Linked DNA regions of Homo sapiens: region 2 is linked to region 1. The links are chromatin contacts, found by Hi-C or POLR2A ChIA-PET in ENCODE. All regions are on one chromosome and are shown on one strand. Each heading gives the region's core, a stretch centred on a gene start or an enhancer-like site at or near the end of the contact. The rest is flanking DNA. Distances are from core to core; before and after follow the strand shown. Region 1 overlaps IGF2BP2 (insulin like growth factor 2 mRNA binding protein 2). Region 2 holds the start of IGF2BP2-AS1 (IGF2BP2 antisense RNA 1).

Evidence for each region. Hi-C counts contacts between places; a loop is a spot of excess contacts on that map. ChIA-PET counts read pairs that join two places held with the same protein, here RNA polymerase II (POLR2A). Pooled maps may share reads with other maps.
Region 2: a loop to region 1 is called in a map of Calu3, with 2.1 times the contacts of the local background. The contact joins the promoter of IGF2BP2-AS1 here to the enhancer-like site in region 1. A Hi-C loop is called at or near these places in 10 of 168 maps with a recorded cell type or tissue (CD14-positive monocyte, Caco-2, Calu3 and 6 more) and 3 of 50 pooled maps. POLR2A ChIA-PET finds 5 or more read pairs at or near these places in 9 of 52 experiments (Caco-2, HEK293, MCF 10A and 6 more).

The regions. Positions count from the first base shown.
Region 1 is chr3:185,675,995-185,679,671 of GRCh38, reverse strand. The region is part of intron 7 of IGF2BP2 (insulin like growth factor 2 mRNA binding protein 2); the gene reads left to right. Among named protein-coding and RNA genes, the nearest start is that of IGF2BP2-AS1, 35 kb to the left of the region's middle. Within about 2 kb of position 2,396, at least 2 of the 41 ENCODE cell types and tissues checked have a DNase peak (open chromatin) inside an H3K27ac peak, as active enhancers do; they include PC-3, where a contact is called at or near this core.
Region 2 is chr3:185,711,996-185,715,579 of GRCh38, reverse strand. IGF2BP2-AS1 (IGF2BP2 antisense RNA 1) reads right to left here and starts at 2,328. Exons shown (of 8, transcript NR_126326.1): 1 at 2,092-2,328. All of the region lies in intron 2 of IGF2BP2 (insulin like growth factor 2 mRNA binding protein 2), which reads left to right.

The sequences.
Region 1 (3,677 bases), core at 1,147-3,646:
GCACTCCAGCCTGGGCAAAAAGAGTGAAACTCCATCTCAAAAAAAGAAAGAAAACGAAAAAACGTTAAAATAAAACATAAAATAAAAGAATGATAGACAGCAACACAAAGCCATATGAAAATATATAGTTATCTGGTAAGGGTAAATATTAACAAATATAGTAACCTGTACTGTAGTAATTTTGGTACATAGAATTTAAATGACAAAAACTTTTTTTAACTATAAATCTATGTTAATGGGTATAAAAACATATAAAGATGTTAATTTGTGATATTTGGGGATGGGGTAAAAAAGTAGAGTTTTTTATGCAATTGAAGTGAAGTTGTTATCAGTTCAAAATAGGATGCTATGACTTTAAGATGTTTTATGTAATTGCAATAGTATCCACCAAGAAAAAATCTATGAGAACGCACAAAAGAAAATCAAAGCACATCACTATAATAAAAATCAACAACACATAAAGGAAGACAGGAAGAAAGGAAAGAAGGGACAAAAAAGCTACTAGACATACAGAAAACAATGAAAATGACAAAAGTAAGTCCTTCCCTATCAGTAATTACTTTTAAGTGCAAATGAATTAAACTCCCCATTCTTGGCTAAATGGATTAAAAACAGGATCTAACTGTATGTGGCCTACAAGAGACTCCTTTTAGATATAAGGACACATATAGGCTGAAAGTAAAAAGATGGAAAAAGATACTCCATGCAAATGGTAACCACAAGAGAGGAGGAGTAGCTATACTATTATCAGATGAATAGACTAAAAACAAAACTGTTACGAGAGACAAAGAGGGACGTTATACAATGTTAAAGGAACAATTCACCAAGGAGATACAACAATTATAAATATGTACACACCAAACCTCAGAGTTCTAAACATGTGAAGTCAACTTTGAAAGAGCTGAAGGGAGAAATAATTAGCAACATGATAACAGTAGGAAACTTAAGTGCCCTACTTTCAATAATGGATAAAACTACTAGACAGAAGAACAATAAGGAAATAGAATTGGAACAACACTATAGACCAACAGACATACAAGAACATTCCACCCAACAATGGCAGAATATACGTTCTTCTCAAATGCATGTGGAACTCTCCAGGAGAGAGAACATACAAAACAAATCTTAAAAAATTCAAGAAGATTGAAATTATACTACAAAGTATCTTTTCTGATCACAATGGAATGAAACCAGAAATCAGCAGCACAAGGAAAATTAAGAGAATTCAGCATTTTTTGTAGAGCTTGTCAAGTGGTAATAAAGTCCCTCAGTTTTTATTTATCTGGGAATCTTAATTTCTCCTTTGTTTTTGAAGGACAGTTTTACCACACATGGTGTCCTTGGTTGGCAGTTTCTTTCAGCACTTCAAATATATCATCCCACTCCCTTCTGGCCTGCAAAGTTTCTGCTAAGAAATCTGCAGATAGTGTTACGGAAGCTCCTTTGTATGTCACAATTGCTTTTCTCTTGCCACTTTGAAGATACTCTATCTTTGACTTTAGACAGTTTGATTATAATGTGTGTCAGTGTGGTTTTCTGTGGATTTGTCCCAGTTGGAGTTCTTTAAATTTTTTGATTTGTATGTACATTTTGTTCCTCATATTTGGGAACCTTTCAGCCATTACTTCTTCAAATAAAGCTCTATGCCCCTTTGTTCCCTCTTCTCTTTCTGGGATTCCCATTATGCTTATATTGATCTACTTGGCATGTCTCATAGGTCCCTAGGCTCTCTTCACTGTATTTATTTATTTTAATCCTCTAACTTGAAGATTTCAAATGATCTACATTCAAATTTGCTGGTCCTTTCCTCTGTCTGGTCAAATCTGCTGTTGAACTCCTTTAACAAATTTTTCTGTTCAATTGTATTTTTCAGCTCCAGAATTTGTTAGGTTCTTTCTTATAGTTTCTGTCTCTTTGTTGATATTCTCATTTTGTTCATGCATAATTTTTCTGACTTTATTTAGTTGTCTGTCTGTGTTCTTGTTTAGTTCATTGAGCATCTTTACAATTATTTTTAATTACTGGTCAGGGAGCATGTAGATCTGTGTTCTTTAGAGTCAGTATTTGGAGTTTTATTTTGGTCCCTTGATTGGGTCATGCTTCTCTGTTTCTTTGTATGCCTAGTAAGTTTTTTTGTTGGGATTTGGGCATTTGAAAAAACAACCACCTCTCACAGTCTCTGTGTACTGGCTTTGGGCAGTGGAAGACCTGAAATCAGCCTAGCTAGAGGTTCTAGGACCTCTCAAACCTTTTCTAATCTCTTGATCCCTCTGGTGTCTGACTGTAGAACTGCAGTTCTTAAATGCTGCTTGCCTCTGTTTTCAGCAGCTTCTGAACTCTAATGCTGATCCTTCAGTGCTCTGAGTCAGTGACACAAAAACCAGTTTTTCTGGCACCTTCCAGACAAGCCAAAATGTTGTATGCATAATCCAGTCTTTGTTTCTGTCCCAAAGGAGGAGCCCAGCCTTTAGGGTTTCCTCCCCTTTGCTCTTCAGTATGCCATGTAGCGGGTGGGGCCTTGAAAACACTGAATGTTCTTACCTTTTTTACTGGATATATATACATCTCTCTCTCTCTCTCTCTCTCTCTCTCTCTCTCTCTCTATATATATATATATATATATATATCTCCATATATATATATATCTCTCTCCATATATATAATCTCTCCATATATATATATCTCCATATATATGTATCTCCATATGTATATATATCTCCATATATATATGTCTCTCTCTCCAGTAAATATATATCTCATATATATATCTCCAGTAAATATATATACATCTCCATATATATATATCCAGTAAATATATATATATATCTCCAGTAAGTGTATATCTCCATATATATATATCTCCAGTAAATATATATATATTTCCAGTAAATATATATCTCCATATATATATATATCTCCAGTAAATATATATATATATACATCTCCATATATATATATCTCCAGTAAATATATATATATATATATAGTTGTTGTTTTTAGACAGGGTCTTGCTCTGTAGCCCAGGCTGGAGTGCAGAAGTGTGTGATCATGGTTCACTGTAGCTTTGGCCTCCCTGGCTCAAGCAGTCCCACCTCAGCCTCCCAAGTAGCTAGGACTACAGGTATGCACCACTATGCCTGGCTAATTTTGTGTTTTTAGTAAGGACAGTGTTTCAGTATGTTGCCGAGGCTGGTCTTGAACTCTCGGGCTTAGGCGATTGCCCACCTTGGCCTCCCAAAGTGCTGAAATTACAGGCGTGAACCACGGCGCCCGGCCTGGAATTCCTCTTTAGTTTACAGCGGACTTCATATTATAGCTTCTCAGCTGATCTTTAGAGTTCTCACAGAGGTGTTCTGGTCTATCTCTTGTTAATTTGAGGTGTGTGTGAGGGGGAAAGAGACCTGTGGCTTCCTAGTCTGCCATCTTGCTAACGTCACTCTCCCTTGTACCTTTTTTTAAGAGCAAGGAGAACATTCTTCACCCAATAGAGTTCTTGTAATACCCTCATTGGCCAGATCAGCCTCATGGATCCACTTCCAACCAGCTACTACGAGGGAGTAGAATTACCATGGTTTGGCTTATGTTAATCAAAATTCATGAACTGGGGTCGGTGAGGGACCTGACCTCTCCCAAATCCCATCATCACTTGGTACCTGAACAAAATGACTTCCATTTAT
Region 2 (3,584 bases), core at 1,079-3,578, 36 kb before region 1:
AGAACAGGGTCGAATTACACTTGCACCGCACATTTCAGAGCTGTAGAGTTCTCTTTTCTGAGGATGAAAAGTCAATAAGAAGAAAATATCTTCTGAGAAGAAAGTTAGTGCTGCTGGCTGTGCTTACCTGCCTCCCGGTGTTTACCTGGCGTGTACTGACTCTGTGTGGGGCGTGATGATTCGTGTCTGAGTCTTGGTGAAAGGTTTATCACCCTCGTGGTTTAACTCAGGAAATAGGAAGTCTTTGCCATGGGTTCTTGCCAGCCTGTCCAGCCTGCTCTCTTGCCTTTCCTTGGAAGCATTCTCTGCTCCTCTCAAATCAGAGGACTTGAGATTCCTCAAATTCCTGTTCTGGCTGCCATGCCTTTGTGTGCCTCATTCCCTTAGAATATCTTTCCCGACCCCTCTATGCTCTCACTTTTCCCATTGGCGTATTCTGCCTTCCATTCCTCAGAGCGTTGCTAAGGTGTTGCCTCCCCCTGGTTCCTTGCCAGGTTTCCCCTCCTGTCTGTCTTGCCCCTCAGGCACCCTCCATCATGGTGCAGGCTTGTCCCTTGGCAGTGCGGCATGTGAGGTGCACTCCCTGCCCACTAGCCTCCTGGTTGGGAGCAGGTGGTTCATGCTGTCTTTCTGGTATCTAACATAGTAAATGCTTGGTAAGGGTCTGTGGAATAAGTGAAATGAAATTAAGAAAGCCAATAGTCACCTGCCTGAATACTGAGAAAAAGCAAGGAAGAATTCTGTGAAGTTTCCCAGAGTGAATGGGATGGGATAGGTTGGTTGCTTTGCTTTTTGATAGGGATGGAGTCTTGCTACGTTGCCTAGGCTGGGCTCAAACTTCTGGGCTCAAGCAATCCTCTCGACTTGGCCTCCCAAAGTGCTGGGATTAGAGGTGTGAGCCACTGCACCTAACCATAGGTTCTTTAATATATGAAAAATGATCACCCTCATTTGTAATTAAAATGCAAACAAGATAGTATTTTTCACCTATGGATGGGCAGAAATCAAAAGTTTGATAGCTCCATGTTTTCAGCTCCCATGTTTCAGATACATGGGGAAATCAGCATTGCACTGTGTGTTGATGTTACAAATGCACAGCCCAATAACTGTTCCACTTTTAGGATTTCACTTCTAGGAGTTTATCTTCCAAGATATGCTCACACGTGCAAAGTGAGATGGATGGATGGATGGATAGCTAGATGATAGATGAATAGATATTCATTGCAGCATTTACTTACTTTTTGGAAACAGCAAAAGATTAGAAACATCTTGTGTCCATCAGTAGAAGACCAGTTTAATTATGGTACATTCATAAAACTGAATATTATACAGCTGTCAAAAAGAATAATACTACCCTATACTAAGTGAAAAAATGCATATACAGAGCATTAATGTTTGTGTTTGGGTAAAAAAAAAAAGGAATGTATTCATATATGCTTATGTATAGACTACACGGGAAGGATTTTTAAAAAATGAGTAATGGGACCTGGAGGACTGAAGTATAGATGTAGAAGAGAGAATTTTTCTATTCTATTCTTTGGTACATTTTGAATTTTGTGCAAAGAATATACAGTACTTGGGCTAGACGTGGTGGCTCACGCCTGTAATCCCAGCACTTTGGGAGGCCAAGATGGGCGGATCACCTGAGGTCAGGAGTTCAAGACCAGCCTGGCCAACATGGTGAAACCCCATCTCTACTAAAAACACAAAAATTAGCCGGGTGTGGTGGTGGGTGCCTGTAATCCCAGCTACTCAGGAGGCTGAGGCAGGAGAATCACTTGAACCCAGGAGGTGGAGGTTTCAGTGAGCTGAGATTGCGCCACTGCACTCCAGCCTGGGCAACAGAGCAGGAGTCCATCTCAAAAGAAAATGAAAAAGAGTATGTAGCACTTACTTCTAAAATATAAATTTATTTCAAATATACCAGTTGAGTGGTAGATATAGCTGTTCAGATTTGCTGAGATCCACAGAATCGCAATGTTAAAAATAACGAGAAAGAGCTCCATGTGAAATAAACAATTTTCATTCTGATGTCTCACCAGCACTCCCCACTCCCCTCAAACCCCTGCCTTTGGAGTCTATCTTACTTACCTGTTACCTTGACCATTGGATCTGGAAAGGGCCTTAGACAGTTATCTAGTGGTGTTGCCATTAAACCAAGCCGCCCACTGCTGCTTTTCCAATAAATGTGCCATGCCTTAAGTTTTCCTCACCTGCTGCTAAAGCATATTATTTTAAAAATGTGAAAATGGGCTTTACAGAGCTGTTTAGATCAAAGTCGCAATAACAAGTGGAGTATCCCTATATTACTAATTAACCAACATCTGAGTTATGGGCCAGAGTTCTGTTTCTATGCAGTGAAAATGTGAACTTTGACCTGGTGGTTTATGACAGTGGTACAGTTCCTTGGGTGCAGTTCTGGTCTTCTCATTCACAGTATTACACCAAGACACACACACACACATATATGTCTCTTGCACACACACACACACACACACACACACATACATATCTGTAGGGCAGGCTATGCAACACCCTCTATTCTGTTCATAGTAAATTTCATGAAATAACCTTATACTTTCAAAATCTGGACACCAGATATTGTACAAGAGTATCCTGGCAGTAATGAAAGTGTAAGCGTAAAGCTTCCTGTTTTAGGAGAGGGAAGAAATGGGTAAATGGAGGCTGTAGGGTCATGACACAAGTAGAGTCACAAACCCATTGTTTTTTGATTTGTAAGCCATCCAATTATAAAATACAGTGGAGTTTGTCACCTAACTTATTTATTGGGATGTTAAAAATTGTGACCCAAACAAAATTCAAGATTTGTTGAGATTATTGTTTTTTTTTTTCCAAAATTCAGCATCTATTTGTAGCCTAAGGTCCATGTGGGATACCTCTTCTTTCTGCTCCTTACCTTCTCCTTGCAACAGTTCTGTTTTGCTGTCAAAATGAGGTAAATCATAGATTTAGAAAGAATCTTCTCTGTCTCATGGCTGAGGCATTAGAGAGGTTGAATGACTGACTCAGCATCGTGGTAGAGCTGGGATTCAAATTCGTATCTCCAGTTCCCACTTGGCATATCTCTCACTCTGCTTCTCTATTGTGTTGGAATAATGGCAGCCTTTGGTAACAATAAAATGTTTTATTAGGAGTGGGGAGAATTATGGTGTTAGAAAATCTAGGGAATATATTTAAAATTTGTATTTTTTCTTACGTCATTGTTCCCTAGGAAATCAAGGCTTTTTCTTTGCTTATAGACACTAGTAAATAAAAATGTTTGCATTTTCATAAGTATTTATGATTGATTATTGCAAATTTTACATTTCACACCAAGGAAAAAAGGTATTCTTAGTAAGTATGGTAATCAGGGTGCTATTAAATAAAAAATAAGCATAATCTGTTGGTTTGACAGTTGCACTTCTCAGCTTCTGAAACCATCCTGAACTAGGTCTTTAGCTGAATCTACAGGTGACTCTGTATAACTTTAATAGTTTCTCTCCTGATTCAGTGCTGGCTCCAGGTCATGCCTTCTAATTAGTTGCCAGATTCATTCACATTTCATGGGAAAACCAGGCACCAAC